2 separate regions of the Mus musculus genome follow, and region 1 is linked to region 2. The links are chromatin contacts, found by POLR2A ChIA-PET in ENCODE. All regions are on one chromosome and are shown on one strand. The core of a region is the stretch at or near the end of the contact, and the rest is flanking DNA. Distances in the headings are between cores, read along the strand shown.

Region 1 (3,006 bases), core at 190-2,689, 67 kb after region 2:
GACAGTCCAAAGCAGCCAGAACCCTGCAGGAGGCAAAGAGGGCACAACTCAGACCACCACCCCAGACTCCAGCCCTAAGCAGAGAAGGGTCTTTGGTAGCTGAGTTCAGAAATCCAAGGGAGGATGGGCATGGAACCTGAGATGGATCCCTTTGAAGACTCACACCAGAGTTCATAGTAGTAGGTGCAGCAGCCAGTCTCCCCACAGCAATGACCAGTCTCACAGAGGTAGGGCTGGGTATTCACTCCTGGGCACAGCTCTCGAAGCTGGAGGCAAGGAGGCACTAAGAACCAGGGGCTTCTACCCAAGGCCCTGTCCACCCCCACCTCCTGCACGCACATACAGTCCCACCCACGAGCCGACCTAGCTTGGAAGGATGGCATGGGATGCTAAAAGGAGGGTCTATATGTAGGGCTATCAGTATGGAAGATTTAAAATGCCAGAAACTAGTGAGAAAGTAAAGTGTAAATACAGAGAAAGTGATATCAGTTCTTTAAACCCAATACTTTTCTCACAGAAGCCTGGCCCCAAGGGTGGTTTTTTGTAGGCTAATGTTTTAAAAGAAACAAAACATAGTGTGACAATGGGTAGGAATTTAAGGCCATTTCCAAAGCTAAAAAGCTTTCAACATCTCCCACCCCAAAGGTCTGCCTCCCACACCCCCAAGATGGTTTTTTTTTTCCACCCCTGGGTCTCAAGCTCCCTGGGGTAGAGGAGGCACAGTGTGAGACCCAGAGCAGTGCTCCCAACCAGATGGGATTGCTGTGGATGATAAAGGATGGTATCCAGGGCGCGAGTCTGGGTTCCAGCTCGTCTCCAAATTGCTCCCTCAAGAGAAGATGCTGCCGGACTCTGCTGTGACAATAGGCACAGAGAAAAACATCACAAATAACTGCTGCAAGACAGAGGGAACCTCCCTGGGGGTTTCACTACGCCTCTGGTAACTGGAGAGCCACTGCAGGCTTGCATTGCAACCATGAGATGGGGTCTAAGAGGGTGCAGGTAAAGTCAACTGCATCTACGTAATAAGTCTAGACAAAGAGTAGAATGGTCATGTTCAGGAACTTCAGAGTACCTTTGGCTCCATGAGCTCCTCCCCCACCCCGGACAGGAAGTGACAGGAAAGGGGAAAGAGAAATAAATGGCTGTAGTGAGATAAGCTTTTAGAGCTGCTGGGATACCTGCTGTTGCGGCGCCTGAAGTGACCCCCAGGCCTCTTCGCTGCTGTTCCTGCTGCTGGCCCGAGCCATGCCTCCACCTACAGACCCCTGAAGACCACAGCCTCCTCCACCGCCAGCTGCCCCGCCCCTGCCACCTCTGCCGCCACTTCCATGGTCCCTGCCCGGCCCATCGCCACCGGTGCCACCATCACTCCGCGGCCGGAGCTCCCGGCCGGGGAGAGCACCTCCAGAGGACACAGTTGCTCAGTCCAGCCAATCAGAATCGCTAACTAACAGATCAGCCAATAGGAACCGGTCACAGGTTTCTCCTTTTGCCCAATCCGCAGCGGCGCCTGTGCCGCTCTCCCAGACAACAAGAACTCACACAGACAAAGACAGGGGAAAGGCTCGACCAAATGCCTGACTGACAGCAACAATAGCCAGTACGGACAACAGAACAAGCTTTGACTTATCGGCCAATGAACGGCCGTTCAGCACAAAAATTTTCGCCGATTGGCTGAATGACTTTACACACTCAGGTTCAGACTCCGCCGGCTTCCCACTCCAGCAATTCGATACAAGCTGAGGCACTGTACGAAATTTAATAGGGTGGGGGAGACAGCAGGAATGTGGCGTGGGAGAGGTCTTAGGTGGCCAGGAGTGGGGACCCCGGGCCCTCGGGCCCTCCCAGCCGTAGCTGCAGGTTGATGCGGTAGCACTGTAGGCTGCAAAGGGCCTGGCCGGTGCGGGAGCAGGCATAACGACGCGGGTGGGGGCAGCCGGGGACAGAGCATCGTGGAGCGGGGCCCGATGGGGCAGGCCGCTGTGCCACCGCCGTGGGTGTGGGAACGCCGGGAGGAAAAGACAAGGTGGAGCCCTGTGCCCCGCTGCAGTAGCGCACCATGGGTGCAGGGGCCGGGGCAGCAGCCCGTCCTCCGCGCCGCTCGCCCCGCGCCGCCCCGCGCCCTCCACGCCCGCTAGGAGCGGCCGTCTTGGTGAGGCGCTCAATTGTCTGATTTTTGTGCTCCTCGGCCCTCCTCGCCGCCTGCAGCCGCCGCTTCCGTGCACGCTCCTCACGCTTCAGCAGCATCTCTTCGGTGAGGGCAGGGGCAGGGCAGCCCCCACCCACTGGCAGAGGCAGAGTCGGGGACGGCTGGCTCCGCGCCTTCTGGAGGAGGGCTCGCTGGGGAAAGAGACAGAGGATGTCTGAGAACCAAATGGCGAGGTTTTTGGGGTCACCCACCCCTATTTTCGTTTGTTTTTGTTTCGAGGCGGTCTCACTATATAACTTTGGCTGCCCTGTAAGTCACTATGTAGACCAGGCCAGCCTGGAGCTCACACTCTTGCCTCTGTTCCCTAGGTGCTGGGATCAAATGCTTGTGCCACTGTCCCCATCTTTAGGGACCCTTAATACCACACTTCTCTTCCCAGGGTTCCTGCCTCTCACTCAGGTCCAAAGGAGGAAACAAAAGTATGGTACCCTGCCTGCCCCTTGTGTAGGTTTTTGTTGTTGCTGTTATTTTAAATAGTATCTCAGGAAAAAACATCAACTTGGATTTGGCTCAAACCAAAAAGAATTACCCTGGATTCCTTTTTTCTCCCACTAAGTAGCTACTTCCGTCATACATCCAGGCTTCAGTGCAGGTTTCTCTATTCCTTTTACTACTTTCTTCTGGACTCGGGCCATCACCAGCTCTCCCAGTTTCCACACCCCATACCCCTCTCCCAGTTTATTGATTGATTGTGTCAGGCTATCTATATGTATTTTTAGATGCCTCGGAATTTGTAACCATCCTCCTGTCTCTCAAGCTCTGGGGCACAGGTCTGCGCCACGACAGCCTACACT
Region 2 (3,268 bases), core at 754-3,253:
GACCCACTGGTTCCAAACCAGGAATCTGTAATAAAAGAGGACAAATGAACCGCCCCCCAGCTACATTCTTTCCCTTACTTTCTACCAGCACACCCCTCTATACCAAGCCCCAGTGAATGCCCTCCCCTAAGTCCCATCCTCCATTTTAAAGGAACCCCTTTCCCTGTAAGACAGGCTCACTTTTCTTTTCCCCGCGATGCAGAAACTCCCTAAGGCGATCAGAAGGGATGGCAAAGGAGATTCCAGCTGTCACCTTCATGGTGTTCACTCCAATCACCTCCCCATCCTGCAGGGACACAGCCCCCTGTCCCCTAGCCCACACAGATGGCAGAGGATGGGGGCACCTGAACAAGAGTAGCAAGGATTTGGGGACAGAAGTCTGTCTGTCTGTCTGTCTGTCTGTATACCAGGAGAGGAACAAGAGACTAGAGACTTAGCTAAAATTCCCTAAATCAGAGGAAAACCCACACTTCCCACACTAACCTGGGGCATGGATTCTTAGAAGAACACGGACACTCACCAGGTTAACCAGGGGACCACCAGAATTTCCAAACTGTGAGATAAAATGAAAGAAAACATCAAAAAGATCTGGAATCCCATGCTCTGGGAATTCTAAGACCGAGGACATAAACAGGGTGTAGGGAAATTTTTCAAATTCCATTCCTAGCACATGAACTAGAGAGGCTGCCTTTTGCAGCCCAACCTCTGATACAGGCCCAGTCACCACCACGTGTCAGTTGGTGCTCATACCCAACAGCTGTTCTCCCCAATTCCAACCTTAGCACCTAATTTCCCTCATATCAGGACGCACATCAATAGCTGCATCGGTCTGAATGTATTCCACGTTGTTTTGAGGGAGTCCCAGGTCCCTGGCTGGGCGCTGAGCAGAGCTGACAATACCAGATGTGATCGTGTTCTGCAGTGCAAAGGGGCTTCCCATGGCAACAACAAACTCCCCTTGCCGGACATCAGCAGAGCGGCCGAGGGGCAGTGTGGGAAGAGGCTCCTTAAGGGAAACAAGGCCAGCAAAACTGGTCATTTTAAGAAGGGAGCAAGAGAACAGCTGCCATCAGATCTGGCCTACTCCATCCCCACCTTGGTTTGAATCCTCAGTGTGGCAATGTCTGCTACGGGATCCACAGCTGTGACCATGGCCTCATAAGTATCCCCGCTAGGCAGCCTCACTCGTACTCGGCGCCGATCAGCCACCACGTGGGCGTTGGTAACGATGAGCCCATCTGAAGCCACTACGAATCCTGATCCGTTTGAGATGGGGACTTCACGGCCGGAGAAAGGGTGCCTGGGATGGGGAAAGTACCCATTACACTGCAGCTTCCACCTCATCCTGCTCCCTTGCCTTCACTAACGGCAGTTCAACACCTCCTGGTCAACTTCACCATTACCGGTCTAGGATCTCGATATAGACCACAGCAGGGGCTGTCTTCTCCACCACATCTGCGATGAAATTGTACTGGCTCCGGGGAGAAGTGGGTGGCGGAGCAGGAACAGCAGCCAGCACCGTGGAAAGACCCCGACCCCAACCCCACAACAGCAGCACCACTGCACCTCCTGCGCCCACCGCCACCGCCAGCCATTCGCGCCGACGGCTTCCAGGGCTCCTGCGGGCCTCCTGGTCACTGGAGCCTGAAGTCCCCACATTCAATCGTGCCCAGAGATCCGGGGTCCTAGACGTCAGATCTGCCCGTGATGCAAGGAACCCCTCAGGCACCTGGGCCGGGAGACTGGGGGTCCCATAAGTCATCCAGATCTGAGAGTCAGGAGTTCCTGACGTCAGCAGAGCCCGGAGGTCAGGAGCTAACAGGGGAGGCTTCCTCCAGAAGATGCCCCCCAAAGCCCGCCATGCCCGAAGGCTCCAGTTTGCACCCCGCCCCGCTTTCAGCGCAGCCATCAGCTCCGCCTCGACTCTCCTCGCCCGCCCTACTCAGAGGCGGTCCTCTAGAACCCGGCAAGCGGTCTAGGAGAAGCAGGGCACGACGGTAGCTGTTCAGCGCATGCCGGGAAACGTAGTCCCGTCAGGACGCGCTCCTCTCCAGCATACGCACACGCTCACACACAAACACACACACATACACACACATTCCCCGGGGCCGCGAGGCATGCTGGGAACGCTAGCCCTTCCGGGGCGCCTCCGGGCCTCAGGTTCTGGCGTCTCGGCGGATGCCCAAAGACTCCGCCTTCCCAGGGGCCCCCGCGGCCCTGCGAAGATGGCGGCGACAGCGGCCCCGCTCTCCTGAAGCGGCTGCGATGGAACCTCCCCCAGCTCCGGGGCCGGAGCGGCTCTTTGACTCGCACCGGTAAGCGCTGCGGAGGGAAGAGACCGGTCAGCGCGTCCTGTCAGCTTCGGCGCCTGATCGCGTCGCCTCTCGCCACAGGCTCCCGAGTGACGGCTTCCTGCTGCTCGCGCTACTGCTCTACGCGCCGGTCGGCCTCTGCCTCCTGGTCCTGCGACTCTTCCTCGGGCTCCACGTCTTCCTGGTCAGCTGCGCTCTGCCCGACAGCGTCCTCCGCAGGTGCGGACCGCGGCGCCCGGGGGAGCATCGGGGCTGGGCTGGGCTCTGGACCGCACGGTCACCGCCGCCTGTGTCCCCAGGTTCGTGGTACGAACCATGTGTGCGGTCCTGGGGCTCGTGGCCCGGCAGGAGGACTCCGGACTCCGCGATCACCGCGTCAGGGTCCTTATTTCCAACCACGTAACACCTTTTGACCACAACATAGTCAACCTCCTCACCACCTGTAGCACCGTGAGTGGGGGGCGAGGCCGAGAGCGCCACCGGGTGGCTCCCCAGGCCCAAGCTCAAGGCTCCCCTTTACCCATTGGGATTCTCTTGGGGAACACCGAGCCTTTCCCCCAGCCCCTTAATCGCCACCTCACGTGTCACCCTTTTCCTCTTTCTTTCTGTCTTTTCCTTTCTCTTTCTCTTTTTGACATTTCCTTCCATTCTTCTTGCTTTTTCTCCCCGTTCTCAGCCTCTACTCAATAGTCCCCCCAGCTTTGTGTGTTGGTCTCGGGGCTTCATGGAGATGGATAGGCGGGTGGAGTTGGTGGAGTCACTCAAGAAATTCTGTGCTTCCACGAGGCTTCCGCCCACACCTTTGCTGCTCTTCCCCGAGGAAGAGGCCACCAATGGCCGAGAAGGGCTGCTGCGTTTCAGGTGGGTAAGCGCAGGCATCTGGCTCCAGTTGAGTGGGTGCCCTAGTTCCTTTCCTGTCTGCCCACTTTTAGCCCTGCCCTCGAAATTCTTAATTC

The links. ChIA-PET counts read pairs that join two places held with the same protein, here RNA polymerase II (POLR2A).
Region 1: POLR2A ChIA-PET joins it to region 2 with 16 read pairs in Patski. The contact joins the promoter of Wbp1 here to the promoter of Aup1 in region 2. POLR2A ChIA-PET finds 5 or more read pairs at or near these places in 3 of 5 experiments (Patski and embryonic stem cell).

The regions. Positions count from the first base shown.
Region 1 is chr6:83,120,022-83,123,027 of GRCm38, forward strand. Wbp1 (WW domain binding protein 1) reads right to left here and starts at 1,440. Exons shown (of 5, transcript NM_016757.2): 1 at 1,182-1,440; 2 at 751-855; 3 at 164-266; 4 at 1-23. The coding sequence starts at 1,250. Ino80b (INO80 complex subunit B) reads right to left here. Exons shown (of 5, transcript NM_023547.2): 5 at 1,744-2,343. The coding sequence ends at 1,807.
Region 2 is chr6:83,052,518-83,055,785 of GRCm38, forward strand. Aup1 (ancient ubiquitous protein 1) reads left to right here and starts at 2,004. Exons shown (of 12, transcript NM_007517.4): 1 at 2,004-2,315; 2 at 2,394-2,531; 3 at 2,612-2,762; 4 at 2,989-3,173. The coding sequence starts at 2,179. It overlaps Htra2 (HtrA serine peptidase 2), which reads right to left and starts at 2,054. Exons shown (of 8, transcript NM_019752.3): 1 at 1,404-2,054; 2 at 1,096-1,300; 3 at 812-1,006; 4 at 521-553; 5 at 181-286; 6 at 1-25. The coding sequence starts at 1,909. It overlaps Loxl3 (lysyl oxidase-like 3), which reads left to right. Exons shown (of 14, transcript NM_013586.5): 14 at 1-49.